Linked DNA regions of Homo sapiens: region 1 is linked to region 2. Evidence: read pairs that join two places in POLR2A ChIA-PET (ENCODE). Cell type or tissue: IMR-90. All regions are shown on one strand. Links, peaks and the distances in the headings refer to the core of each region. The heading gives the core; the rest is flanking DNA.

Region 1 (7,105 bases), core at 1,477-6,476, 110 kb after region 2:
TAAAATCACAAAAAATTAGCTGGGCATGGTGGCATGTGTCTGTGGTGCTGGCTACTCGGGGTGCTGAGGCAGGAGGATTGCCTGAGCCCAGGAGGCAGAGGTTGCAGTGAGCTGAGATCATGCCACTGCACTCCAGTCTGTGTGACAGAGTGAGACTCCATCTCAAAAAAAAAAAAAAAAAAAAGAAGAAGAAGAAGAAAGAAAGAAAGAAATAGTGCAGAAGCCTAGGCTACTCGTACCTGGGAGCCGTTATCTCCCCTAGGCTGAAAGAGACCTTACTGAAGAGGGCGATTCTATGGAGAGATCCTCTATGGGAGCTCTGATCTTGTGTAGAAGGACTCAGCCAACCTGCAGAGACTTAGTGACCTCACTGGGAGGGAGCTGGGGAGTGTATACCCCAACCTCACTCACTTACACTCATGTTTCCTCCCCATGTCTCCAAATCGAAGCCAAAGAAGGGACCCATGATGATCCATAAGGATTAATCTCCACAGACAGAAAGCAGAGTGGGGAGGGGTGGAGAGCAGATCTGTGGGACAAATAGAAGGTGCTGACATGGAATGTAGGACAGGTTTCATTTCCACAAAGAATATGTCCCATTTTCATTGAAAAACATGGCGTTCCTCATCTATCTTAACTTCTGTACCTTAGTTTTTTATTCTCTAAAATAGAGTGATTGTAGTGATAATAATGATGATAAGACAGCACCCATTACCAGCCCTCAGAGCTTCACTGTGAGGATTAAATGAATGCGTTCACATAATGAACTTAGGTAAGGGCCTAATACTCCAGGTAAGGGCCTAATACTCCAGGTAAGGCCAGCTTTTATTTTTGTTATTATTAGGTTGGTGCAAAAAACAATTGCATTTTTTTGCCATTTAAAAAGTAATGTCAAAACCTGGAATTACTTTTTGCACCAACCAATAAATCATTATGATCCTTCGTTTTGCCACTTTTGTTTGTTTATTTATTCATTTATTATTTTTTGATATGGAGTCTCGCTCTGTTGCCCAGGATGGAGTGCAATGGTGTGATCTTGGCTCACTGCAACCTCCACCTCCTGGGTTCAAGTAATTCTCCTGCCTCAGCCTCTCTAGTAGCTGGGATTACAGGTGCCCACCACCATGCTGGGCTAATTTTTGTATTTTTAGTAGAGACGGGCTTTCACCATGTAGGCCAGGCTGGTCTTGAAGCCCTGGCCTCAAGTGATCTGCCCACCTCGGTCTCCCAAAGTGTTGGGATTACAGGCATGAGCCACCGCTCCTGGCTTGTTTCTCCACTTTTGAAAGAGACGTGGGTATACTTTTTTTTTTTTTAAGACAGTCTTAGTCTGTCATCCAGGCTGGAGTGCAGTGGCACAATCATAGCTCACTGCAGCCTTGATTTCCCAGGCTCAAGTGATCCTCTCACCTCAGCCTTCTGACTAGACGGGACCACAGGTGTGTGCCACTGCATCTGGCTAATTTTTTAAATTTATTTATTTTTATAGATAAAATAAAAACGCGTGGCCCAGGCTGATCTTGAACTCCTGGCCTCAAGCAATCCCCCCACCTTAGCCTCGCAAAATACGAAGATAGAAGCATGAGACAGTGCACTCACTGGCCTTTAACTAAAAGAAATATACATATTTTATCTACTTTTTTGTGGAAATGAAGTCTGGCTATGTTGTCCAGGCTGGTCTCAAACTCCTGGCCTCAAGCAATCTTCCTGCCTTGGCCTCCTAAGTTGCTGGGATTATAGGCCAAGAGACATGGGTATAAAACCTATTACTGTCTGAAGCTCAATGATAAACAGCAACTGACACAGTGCAAGGGGCAATAGGGAGTGGTGGGGACTGTGGCAAAATGCAGGATCCCATCTCAAGGGACCACCCACCACTCAGCTCTAGCTGATTATGACCTTGTAGAAATGTAGGTTTAATGTTGCTACAACTTTCAAGTTTTCAAGAAAAGCTAGAAAATTGGAATTTTTTCAGTGTGAAAGCTTCTGATTTTTAAATGTTGGCAAATAAATCAAATTAAAAAAAAAATATCACGTGCGCCAACACTCTGTGAGCCAAACAAAAGAAGTCCGGGGGCTGAATTGTAGATCACATGCAGCCAGTTGTAATCTTGGGTGTAGCTGATGCCTGTGGACCAGAGGAAGCTGCTGGCTTCTCAAGAGAGAAAGAGCACGACCTTGACCTCCGGCAGAAGCCTCTTTAGTAAGAATGAAGATAAGATAATGCATCCTTGACTTAAAACGCAAGTGCTGGGAGAACTCAGAGGAAGGGGAGATATTTAGTGCGCGGGACAGGCAGGAGTGCCTGAGAGTGGGCTTTGTCATTAAGAAGAGACATGAAGTGAATTTTATAGGAAGCAAGGGACAGGTCTGATATCACAGCTACACGTCAAAGGTAGCCAGAGTCCTAGGCTTGTCTAGATGGGGCCATGAAGTGCTTTTTGCTTTGTCTAAAGTTTTTAAAGATTCTTTTTGGGGGAAGTAAAGATAAAACTCGATTGTGTGATATCGTATACATTTGAGGAATTAACATCAGAATGCATTCATGGTTTCTCTCGGAGAAGCCAGGTTGCAGGCAATGCTCCACATGTTCAGGGCCGTCCAACTTAATACACCTCTGGAGTGGGCTCAAGCTCTCCTCCTGCTTACTTTCCTTTAAAAAGAATCAAAATGCCAATTTGAATTCCCCATCTTCAGAGGCAGACCGGGGCACACAATCATGTATAGAAATCCCTCCCCACACACACATCTGTTATACACATTGCCACGGTGTACTCTGGTTGTTCAACAATGAGCAGAATTATTTCCTCTCATTACTTGCGATGTCGCTTCAAAACCGCACTCGGAAAAATAAAACCGCTGAAGGGGTCTCAGCCAATCCAACTGCCTTGCCAGCCCAACTTTCCAAACAGGAGTTGGGGGGGTGGCGGGGGAGGGGGGAGGTGTTGGGGTGCACTGGGGCGGAGGTTGGCTGTGTGTGAGGGAACAGAGCCATAGCTGGGATGAATTCCTGTTGCTTTCTGTGTGTCCCATTGCGTGTCTGTGTGAGTGTGGGTCCATGCATATGTCTGTACATCTGTCTGTCTGTGTGTCTGTCTGCATGTCTGCATTTTTCTGTCTCTATCTGCCCCGATATCTCTCTGTACTTGTCTGTCTGTGTCTGTCTTTTTGTCTGTCCCTGTCTCTGTGTGTCTCTGTGTGTGCTGTGTATCTGTTTTAAATAGCACTCACTTACCAAATATTTACACTCTGTAAGTCCTCGTACGACATGCTTTTTGCACACACAGGCATTCCTATTGAATCTTTACAGTAACCACACAGCAGAAAGTACAATCTTAATTTTACAGATGATTAAACAGAGGCCTGCTAGTCTATTCATCCATTCATTCAAATATATATTCAGCATCTCTTGAGCGCCAGGCATGGTTCTAGGCACCAGGAAACAGCACTGGAGACACAGAAATCCCCTCCTGGCACGGGGCTCACATAAGTGGGGAGAGATACATTATAGATCAGTATACAAATGGATATTATTTCAGAGCTAGCAGGTGGTAAAGCTGGCACGTGTTCATAGAACCTGCTAAGGGTGAGGGTTGTCAGCTTGAGCCCTGAGCTAGAATTCAAGACATCTGGGGAGGTAGCACAGCTAGCTTAACTCCTTTGCAAAAGACACACCTGTGCCAGGTGAAAAGAGGGCCCAGTATTGAGTGTTCAGTTTGAAAGTCACCTTAGTCATTTGCTTGTAGGAATGCTATATTCTTCAGAGTTTGGGGATCTTGCAAAATGACACCCCTCCAAATGGCTGGGGAGAATGAAATAGGTGAGTACCCACTTTGTACTTATTTCTGCAGAGGCAGTGGCTGTGTGGATTGGAGATGCAGACCTCTCTTTTTCTGTCCTGAATTATGTCCAGGTGCCCATGTGAGAAGGCAGGGGTCTGGGCATTGCACATACTTGAGTTGGAGCATTGGCTCAACTGCATATGGCCTGTGTGTCCTTGGGTGAAGTGATCCAAGAATTGGACTCAAAAGAATACTAACACTCTGCGTGAAGCAGGGAGGCCTGGAAGAGAAGATTTGTTTTCAGTTGAGTCATGCTGAACTGAGCATTCAGTTCTCTTGGGACCTGTTCACACCACAGAATTCCCTTAGCATGGAGAAAAACAGTTGTGTGATTCAACATTAAGAAGCTAGTATTTATTGAGCCTTTTTTTTTTAAAGTGCTAGGGACTAGATACTAATTCCTCTATATATGCTGTATCCCTCTGAGGTCGCTATTATTATTACTATTTTTTTTCTTCAAAAATAGAGATAGGGTCTTGCTGTGTTGTCCAGGTTGCTCTTGAACTCCTGGCCTCAAGCAATTCTTTTGCTTCGGCCTCCCAAAATACTGGGATTACAGTGAGCCACCGTGCCTGGACTGAGGTAGGTATTATTAAGCCTGTCTTTGAATGGAACAGTTGAGGTTCAGAATGGCTAAGATGCTTGTCCAAGGCCACACAATCAATGTGGGACATAAACACAGGTTCCTCTGGTTTCATGGACAATACTTGTCACCACAACAGTTTCACCTGACCAAGCATATGGGGACTAAGGGGGTGGAGGTGGCTGGATATTGGTAGGAGAAGGGAAGTAAGGTAGGCTAAAAGTTAGGACTACAACCTTGGGAGAGGTCCTATCTGAACCCCTGAGTGTTCAGAGAAACAGAATGATACCCCTGTGCCATTGAGAGGACACCAAGGGAGAGAAAGAGCTTCAGAGGTTACCTGGGCATTTCCTTAGAATATGTGAGGTTGGGTGCAGTGGCTCACACCTGTAACTCCAGCACTTTGGGAAGCTGAGTGAGTGGATTTTTTGAGCTCAGGAGGTTGAGACCAGCCTGGGCCACATGGCAAAACCCTGTGTTAAAACAAACAAAAAAAAACTTTCAAAACTTTTTTCTGCCTCCCAGAATGCACCACAAAACAGTGCCATCTTGTTTTGCTTTTGTAGATTTGGGGATTATGGAGCTGGGTGTAGAATATGGAAACTTGAGCTCAATGAGTTCTGGTATCCTCCGTTTTCTCCAGAGAACAAACCAAGCAGTGTTGACTTATGTGGATGGATGTGTATTTCTAAGGAAGCAACAGGATTTAGGCACCAATTTATTGCTTAGGTTTAAAGGTGAGGAAAGGATAACCTCCCCATCCGGCCACTCAAGGTACTTGAGGTAGTGAGCCTCCCAGCCCTGGACGTATGTAAGCAGAGGATACATTATTCCGTGGAAGGATAAAGGGTCGGACTAAATAATATCTGAAGTTATTTTCAATGCCCAATTCCAAGTTTCTGTGACATTAAGGAGTTGGTTATACTCAGAGCCAATCAACTGTTTTATGCAGCATGCATTACTTCCTCTGAGGCTTAAACACTTAAGAATCTGCCGGGCATGGTGGCTCACACCTGTCATCCTAGCACTTTGGGAAGCCGAGGCTGGCAGATTACCTGAGCTCAGGAGTTTGAGACCAGCCTGGGCAACATGGTGAAACCCTGATTCTACTAAAAATACAAAAAATTAGCTGGGCTTGGTGGCACATGCCTGTAATCCCAGCTACTTGGAAGGTTGAGGCACAAGAATCCCTTGAACCTGGGAAGTGGAGGTTGCAGTGAGCTGAGATCGCACCATTGCACTCCAGCCTGGGTGACAGAGTGAGACTTCGTCTCCAAAAACCAAACCAAAAACACTCAAGAATCACCTGGCAAGTTATTTTTTTCCCTGAGTCTCAATCATTCCCTCCTCTTTTTTGGTCTAGATTTAGGCACAAAGGTTAGGATATTCAATCATGATTTACAGACATAGTATAATAGGGTGGTTCTAAGCCTGGGTTAAAATCATGCTCTACCACTCACTAGCTGGTGACTTTGAGCAAGTGACTAAACCCCTCTGAACTTCCGCCCTTCCTTCTGTAAGACGGGAATAATGAAACCTACCTCATGGTGTCAATGTCACGGTTGAAGGAGATGCACCGTGTAAAGCAATGATTATGGTGCTCAACACAGCGTAAGAGCTTTATAAATGTTAGCTTTTATTATTATTTAACAAGATATTAACTGAAGGCCAATGAAGTATGAAACCAGAGGAATCATGAGTAATATGTAGAAATGGAAAAAATTCTTCTGTTCTGGAAAAACCTGATCCTCCTACCTGCAAGGACATCCATATGAATGGAGGAAATGCAGGGAAACAGGTACATTCCTCCTCTCAATTTTCAAAAAGTCTTACCACGAGGTCACATTTGGATGAAACCCAAGGCTTGGGTGATGTTTGGGCCTTAACTTGATCAGAATCAGCCTTTCCCAACCAGTCTGCACATGCTATTGATATATCGTATAGCATTATTTATGACTTGTTGAATACCACAGTCTGCTCAGCCCTTTACAAGAGATGAAGAAAATAAGTTCTGGGCCCTTGTAGGTTTGGGATTTAAGTTACTCAGATTGAAAATGCGCTGGCTGAGAAAGGGCTTGGATGCCTGCGGCACGTTGACCCTAAACCCATTTATTCCTCCCATAAAGAAGACAATTAAATGAGTGGTTGGGTTTGCATCTTTGCAGAGTTGAACCTTGATATACAAAAAATAATAACAGCATACACTATTACAAATTAATTAAAAAAGAACTCTTTCTGAACTCTAAACCATGGAGCAGTAAGTCATCTTAAACTATGAAACTGAAGACATTTAGATTTCTTGACCTCCTCTACAAGTCTTTAACTCTTTTTGTTTGTTTGTTTTTTGAGATGGAGTCTCACTGTGTCACATGGACTGGAGTGCAGTGGTGTGATCTGGGCTCACTGCAACCTCTGCCTCCTGGGTTCAAGTGATCCTCCCACCTCAGCCTCCCGAGTAGCTGGGACTACAGGTGCCTGCCACCATGCCGGGCGAATTTTTGTATTTTTAGTGGAAATGAGATTTCACCATGTTGGCCAGGCTGGTCTAGAACTACTGACCTCAAGTGATCCACCTGCCTTTGCCTCCCAAAGTGCTGGGGTTACAGGCATGAGCCACCACACTGGGCCACAAGTCTTAAACTTTACTGTCCAAGTTATTTACCGTATAGGGGTGAGTGAG
Region 2 (7,105 bases), core at 1,384-6,383:
GACTGTTTGGGAGGCCGAAAAGCGGGAGGGGAGGTGAAACACCGGAATAAATGCCCCTACGACCGCTCTTCTCAAGGGTTATGGTGGGCGTGTGTGTGCGTGTGTGTGTGTGTGTGTGTGTGTGTGTGTATACATTCCGTAACCCACATTAGAAGTCTTGGGAAGGGGGCCGGGCGCGGTGGCTCACGCCTGTAATCCTGGCACTTGGGGAGGCAGAGGCGGGAGGATCACTTGAGGTCAGGAGTTCGGGACCAGCCTGGACAACATAGTAAAACCCCCTCTGTACTAAAAATACAAAAATTAGCCGGGTGTGGTGGCATGTGCCTGTAGTCTCAGCTACTCGGGAGGCTGAGGCAGGAGAATCGCTTGAACCCAGGAGGCAGAGGTTGCAGTGAGCCGAAATTGTGCCCCTGCACTTCAACCTGGGCAAGGGAGCCAGACTCCCATCTCAAAAAAAAAAAAAAAGAGAAGTCTTGGGAAGGAGGACAGTGGAGACACACAGGGAATGATCCAACTGAAGTAAGCTTCAGCACTCAGTAAGTGTCCAGCTCTGTTCTTTCCACAGACTGCCTCCTTCAATTTTCAGCCAGTTTTGTGGCTAGGTGTTAACCCCATTTTACAGGTGGGAGACATTGAGGCTGACTGATGAGGTTAGTTTCTCAGCCACCCTTCTAAGATCTAAGTCCACTTTTGAGCAAGTGCTCTGAATAACAATAATTATCTTACAGCTTAATGTACGATTATTAAATACCACTCCCCTTTCATTTTACCATTGAGGCTTATGTCTTTATTGGTTGTTCAAGTAGGGCAAAGGAAATGGCCTTTTAAAACTCAGAGGCCAGGTACTGTGGCCCTTGCCTGTAATCCCAGAACTTTGGGAGGTAGATGTAGTGGATCACTTGAGGCCAGGAGTTAGAGACCAGCCTGGGCAACATAGTGAGATCCCGTCTCTATTTTTTTTTTCTTTGAGACGGAGTCTTGCTCTGTCATTCAGGCTGGAGTGCAGTAGCGCCATCTCAGCTCATTATAACCTCCGCCTACCAGGTTCAAGCGATTCTCCTGCCTCAGCCTCCCCAGTAGCTGGGATCACAGGCATCTACCACCACGCTGGCTAATTTTTTGTACTTTTAGTAGAGATGGGGTTTCACCATGTTGGTCAGGTTGGTCTGAACTCCTGACATCCAGTGATCCATCCACCTTGACCTCCCAAAGTGACATTACAGGCGTGAGCCAGTGTACCCGGCCTTCTATAAAAAATTTAAAAAATTAGCCAAGCATGGTGGTTTGTACCTGTAGTCCCAGCTACTCAGGAGGCTGGGACAGGAGGATTACTTGAACTCAGGAGGTCAAAGCTTCAGTGAGCTGTGATTGTGCCACTGTACTCCAGAGTGGGCAACAGAGAGATACCCTGTCTTAAAACAAAACAAAACCAAACCAGAGAAACTGGGTGCCTGTCATTGTATCCTGTCAGAGAAAACATATTGACAAGAAACATGAAAACAAAAAAAAAAAAGATTAAGTACCTATAACAACTGCCCTTTTTAATATATATTTATAATGTTTATTGTTATAAAAAAGTAGAGATGAGGTGTCGCTATATTGTCCAGGCTAGTGTTGAACTCCTGGCCTCAAGTGATCCTCCCACCTTGGCCTCCCAAGGTGCTGGGATTACAGGCATGAGTCACTGTGCCCAGCCACAACTGCCCTTTATTAAGCATGTAATTATGTGCCAGGCACTGTTCTAAACTGTCTACTTACATATTTCTCACAATGTCTTTATGCATTAGGTACTTTCCACGTGACAGATAGGAAAACTGAGGCACAGAGAAGCTGAGTAACCTGCCCAAGGTCACACAGCTAGAAAGAGCTGGTTGCAGGACTTAAACTCAGGCAGAGGCACCCCTAACCACCAATATGCATCCCTCTGCCCTTCCCAGCTCTCTCCTGAGTCACATGAAAGAAACCCCAGGCTTACTGGTCCTAGGCTGCAGTTTTCCTCCCCAAGGTCGCTCTGGGGACAAACAGGAAGATGGGAGGAGGCATGGGGCAGTTACATAAGGCGGTCACTTCAAAGGTGGCCTCTCCGGGGTGGATAGCCTTGGCTTTGGGCAGTTAGCTGGAGCACCAGCCGGCAAGCTGAGGGCTGTCCACCATCTATCTCCTACCCAATCTCCTCTTAGTCCAACGGCAAAACGGGCAGTGGAGGAGATGAAGGCTGGACTAGGGGGGCGAGGAGGCAGGTCTTGTAATCAAAGCTGGGCAGTGGCAGAAATCAGGTGATGCAAATAAAAATAAAAATAATAACACCAGGCTCAGTGGCTCATGCCTGTAATCCCAGCACTTCGGGAGGCCGAGGTGGGCAGATTGCTTGAGGCCAGGAGTTGGAGACCAGCCTGGCCAACATGGCAAAACCCCGTCTCTATTAAAAATACAAAAATTAGCTGGGCATGGTGGCACATGCCTGAAATTCCAGGTACTCGAGAAGTTGAGGCACAAGAATTGTTTGAACCCAGGAGGCGGAGGTTGCAATGAGCCAAGATTGTGCCACTGCACTCCAGCCTGGGTAGCAGAATGAGACTCTGTTTTAAAAACAGCAGCATTTATTGAGCATTTACTATAAGCTAAGCCCTTATGTTAACAGCTCTGTAGGTAAGGACTTTCAATCGTTTCCTTTAAGGGGCTCAGAGAGGTTAAGTCATTAGTTCAGTCGCACGGCTGGGCTGCCTGCCCTAGTAGGAAGGAGGCCTACAGCAGGCACTAACTTCATGTGAATTTGGCACATTCTGGCGGAAGTGGGTTCTCACTTTCTGTGATGCAAGTTGCAAAACAGAATGAGAGGATCTCAGAATGGTAGGTCCAGCTACCCTCTAGATGGGAAAACTGAGGCCTGGTGAGGGGTGGAGTATGACCTAAGGTCTTACATTAAGTCAAGAGGGAATCCAGTGTAATCTCAGCACTTTGGGAGGCCAAGGCAGGCAGATTTCTTGAGGTCAGGAGTTTGAGACCAGCCTGGCTGGTGATACACGTGTGTGTATCACATGGTGAAACCTCATCTATACTAAAATTAGCTGAGTGTGGTGGTGCACGCCTGTAGTCCCAGCTACTCAGGAGGCTGAGGCAGGAGAATCACTTGAACCTGGGAGGCAGAGGTTGCAGTGAGCCGAGATCACACCATTGCACTCCAGCCTGGGCAACAGAGAGAGACTCTGTCTCAAAAAAAAAAAAAGGCCAGCAAGGTGGCTCACGCCTGTAATCCCAACACTTTGGGAGGCCTAGGTGGGTGGGTCAAGAGGTCAGGAGTTTGAGACCAGCCTGGCCAACATGGTGAAGCCTTGCTTCTACTAAATATACAAAAAAAAAAAAAAAATTAGCTGGGTGTGGTGGCACATGCCTGTAATCCCAGCTACTCAGGAGGCTGAGGCAGGAGAATTGCTTGAACCTGGGAGGCGGAGGTTGCAGTGAGCCAAGATTGCGGCATTGCACTCCAGCCTGGGCAATAGGATGAGACTCTGTCTCAAAAAAAAAAAAAAAAAAAAATGGAATCCAAGTGATCTGAGAATAACTGCCCATGCCCCCACCCCAGGCCAGGGTACTTCCCTCAGCTCTGAGTGAAGAAGAAAGGGTATGGCCTGAGACAGAACTGTGTTTCCCTTCTGTCCTCAACTTATTATGACTTTATGCAAGTCATTCAATCTCCTTGGGCCTCAGTTTCTGCAAAATCACGGTGGTACACGGAGCATGCAAATCATGCAAAATCATGGTGGTACAGATTATTTAATTGCTCGGGCACTTGGTGGTGATAATGCTCGGGGACGCTCATGAGGCCACAGCCAGGAAGCAGAGCCAACCACAACCGGTCCCTCAATCCTGAAGTTCTATGAAATCGAGGCTCCCAGGCTTCTGGAGGGTGATGGCAGTTGGAGGTTCACTGTATCTTTGAAGAAGCACCCTTTCTTTGTCAGGCACCCAAAGGGCCTCTTGATCCCGGCCCAGGGATAGGCTACATGTGCTTCCACAAGAGAAGTAGATTGTCTCCCCATCACTGGGATTTGTGTGGGGCCTCCTTTTTCTTGGGGGTGTGGAACTCAAGGTGGGTGTCGGCTCAGGGTCTCCAAGCCCAAAAGCTTTGCATGTTAATGCCTGCATATATACCCAACCACAGCAGCTTAGGTGCATATAAACTGATGTTAGGCCCACATAGACATAGTCCACGGCAGACCCTCACCCAGCCCACCTTCCTCCACCTCATTATTATTATTGTTATTATTTAAGCGCTGTACTTTGTCTAGTCCCTAATGTGAGCCAGGTGTATTATAATTAATAGTATAACATCTGAGATTCAGAGAGGTGAAAACACTTGCCTAAGATTCACAGCTAGTAAGTGGCCCAAGACAGGGAAAGACTTACACAGATGATCGGAGCTAGGCAGAGGGGAAAGGAAAGGGACATGCAGAGGCAATGTGACAGAGAGAAGAAAACTCCTGGGTGGGTGGGGTGGTTCATGCCTGTAATCCCAGCATTTTGGGAGGCTGAGGTGGGTGGATCACTGGAGGTCAGGAGTACGAGACCAGCCTGGCCAACATGGTGAAACCCCATCTCTACTAAAAATACACACACACACACACACACACACACACACACACACAAAATTAGCCAGGTGAGGTGGCGCACGCCTGTAATCCCAGCTACTCGGGAGGCTGAGGCAGGAGAATCTCTTGCACCCAGAGGCAGAGTTGTAATGAGCTGAGATTGCCCCACTGCACTTCACCCTGGGTGACAGAGCAAGACTCCGTCTCAAAACAAACAAACAAACAACAAAAAAAAAACCCCGAAAACTCCCATCTCCCTTTCCTCCCAGCCCTAAATTGGGCATTAAGCTGGACTGTCCTTGACATGACCACAGACACCCGAAGCCAGAGTCCCAGGAAGTCCATTGTTTCTGCAATTATTGGTATTATTTAAGCTGTGAACAATATCTGCAGAAATGTGCTGATGGATGCTTTGGGGTTGATTTATCCTGAGATTCCCATTCCTTGAGACTCTGTGGGGGAGCTGACCTTTTCACTACAGAAATTTTAGGCTTTCTGCATCTGCTCCAGGAAATGGGAGGAGTAAAGGATGCCACCAGGCACTGGGAGGCATGGGGTGCACTGCGGTGTCCCTCCAGTTAGAGTCAGGTGGAGCCTTGGGCATTATGTTACAGACTCAGAGAGGGACACTGACTTGGCCAAGGCCACCCAGAGTCAGGGAAGGCATTTGGCCTCCAACCTCAACGCGAACTTGCCCTTGCCAGGTGCTGCGGGCTGCCTGGGGGTGCTTTGAGCTGCAGTGGGGAGGAATTGTGGGGCAGAGGGAATGGTGATGGGGTGTCTCCTTAATGGCCCCAGGGGTCATGTGGCTGGTGGCCAAGCTCTGACTCTTGCCTCCCACCTCTCCATGCCTGAGTGCTGTCCTGGTTAGGGCGGGCAGGCATTTTGTTCACATTAGGGGCTGGAGAGGTGGCCACTTGGGAAGGAGCAAAGGAAAGCAGGGTCTGGAGGGTGATGCAGGGGTGGAGGAGTGCTTGCGGCGGTAGGCTGTGAACAAAGGGGCCTGCATTGGATCAGGCAGGGCCACTGAGTGACGATTCACAGGCCAGCAGGGAGGGGCACGCTGCCGGACCCACACAGATGGGGCAGGGAGGAGAGCAAGGAGACTCAGAGTCAAACTCATGCAGAAAAGAGAGCGGGATCCAGATAAACACAGAAAAGAGAGATGGAGGCAGGTCTGGAGGCAGAAAGATAGAGACAGGGTACTCAGGCATGCGCGTGCATGCACGCGTGCACACACACACACACACACACACACAGAGGTACAGACAGCAGAGATAGAGTGAAATGGGAGAACTAGTCAATGTGATTTGTGGCCAGCAGTGGACAGAAAACCAAATCAATGTAAATTAATTTCATTTGGTTTTGTTTTAGAGACAGGGCCTTGCTCTGTCACCCAGGCTGTAGTGCAGTGGTGTGATCATGGTTCACTGCAGTCTCCAACTCCTGAGCTCAAACAAGACTCCTGCCTCAGCCTCTTGAGTAGTGAGGGCCACTACTTTCTTCATTTTTATAAATAAAATAATTTATTTTTATTTTATTTTTTGTAGAGATAGAGTCTTGCTATGTTGTCCAGTCTGACCTTGAACTCCTTGAACTCCCATTGAGTCTTCCCAATGTGCTGAGTTTACAGATTTGAGATGGCTTGAGCCACTGGACCCAGCCTAAGCGGTTTTCAATAACCCTACTTCCACCCCAGAACACCCTATCTCCAATTTAAAATTTTCATCTTGCCAGGTCTGGAGTGGCCATCTGAGCGTGGGCTCTCCAAGGCTGTCTGTGGCTAGGCAGGGCCTCAAGCAGACACTCATTGGGCACACAGAGTCCATGTCCAGCGGTAGGGACATGAGTGTATGCACACACGTGTATCACAGGGTCATAGGACCTCCCCAAGATACAAGCATCCTCATCGAATATGTGTGCACACACTCATGAAGGTCCAACACACACACACACATACACACTTTAATTGCTGCAGCATGCTCCTGTGAGCACACATTTTTGCTGAGCACCTAACATATTCCAAGTTCTAGGCTGAGCATTAAAGGCAGAGAAAAACACAGAAAAGGGAAGGCTGTCTCTCAGTCTCCCAGAGGGAGGCTGCTGGGGTGCTGGGCACAAGGACTGTCCCTCTGGATCCAGGGCATAAGGACTGCCCCTTTGTCATTGGGAATGCCCAAAGACAGGGTCTGTGGTAGGGCAGAAGTGTGTCCTCCCACCACAGTCAGGAACAAGAACATCCACCCAAGGGCAGCTGAGCTTGGGATAAGTTCAGGGCCTCCCAGAGTGTAGATTCTGTCCTTTCTTCACCTGAATTTCCTCCATTGACATGAGAAATCAGGAAGCTGGGGAGGGGATTCCTGGCCCTCCATCAACCCTCAGAACTGGCTGGGTGTGGTGGCTCATGCCTGTAATCCCAGCTACCTGGGAGGCAGAGGTGGGTGGATTGCTTGAGCCCAGGAGTTAGAGACCAGCCTGGGCAACGTAGTGAGATCCCATCTCTGCAAAAAATAAAA

What was found. ChIA-PET counts read pairs that join two places held together with the same protein. Peaks named below come from ENCODE experiments on the same cell type or tissue, not always from the same donor. Only the 100,000 strongest peaks of a DNase experiment are listed, where the experiment ranks them.
Region 1: POLR2A ChIA-PET joins it to region 2 with 15 read pairs; 2 of 35 experiments call an interaction of 5 or more read pairs at or near these places.

What each region holds. Positions count from the first base shown.
Region 1 is chr12:114,844,793-114,851,897 of GRCh38, forward strand. No RefSeq gene overlaps it. Among named protein-coding and RNA genes, the nearest start is that of TBX3, 160 kb to the left of the region's middle. In IMR-90, for the core only: no CTCF peak of the experiment used is centred there; a DNase peak (open chromatin) is centred at 4,129; H3K27ac peaks cover 175 bases.
Region 2 is chr12:114,736,953-114,744,057 of GRCh38, forward strand. The region is part of intron 1 of TBX3-AS1 (TBX3 antisense RNA 1); the gene reads left to right. It overlaps LOC124900329 (small nucleolar RNA SNORA27), which reads left to right and starts at 752; the gene lies at 752-846. RefSeq lists an enhancer at 1,912-2,206. In IMR-90, for the core only: no CTCF peak of the experiment used is centred there; no DNase peak of the experiment used is centred there.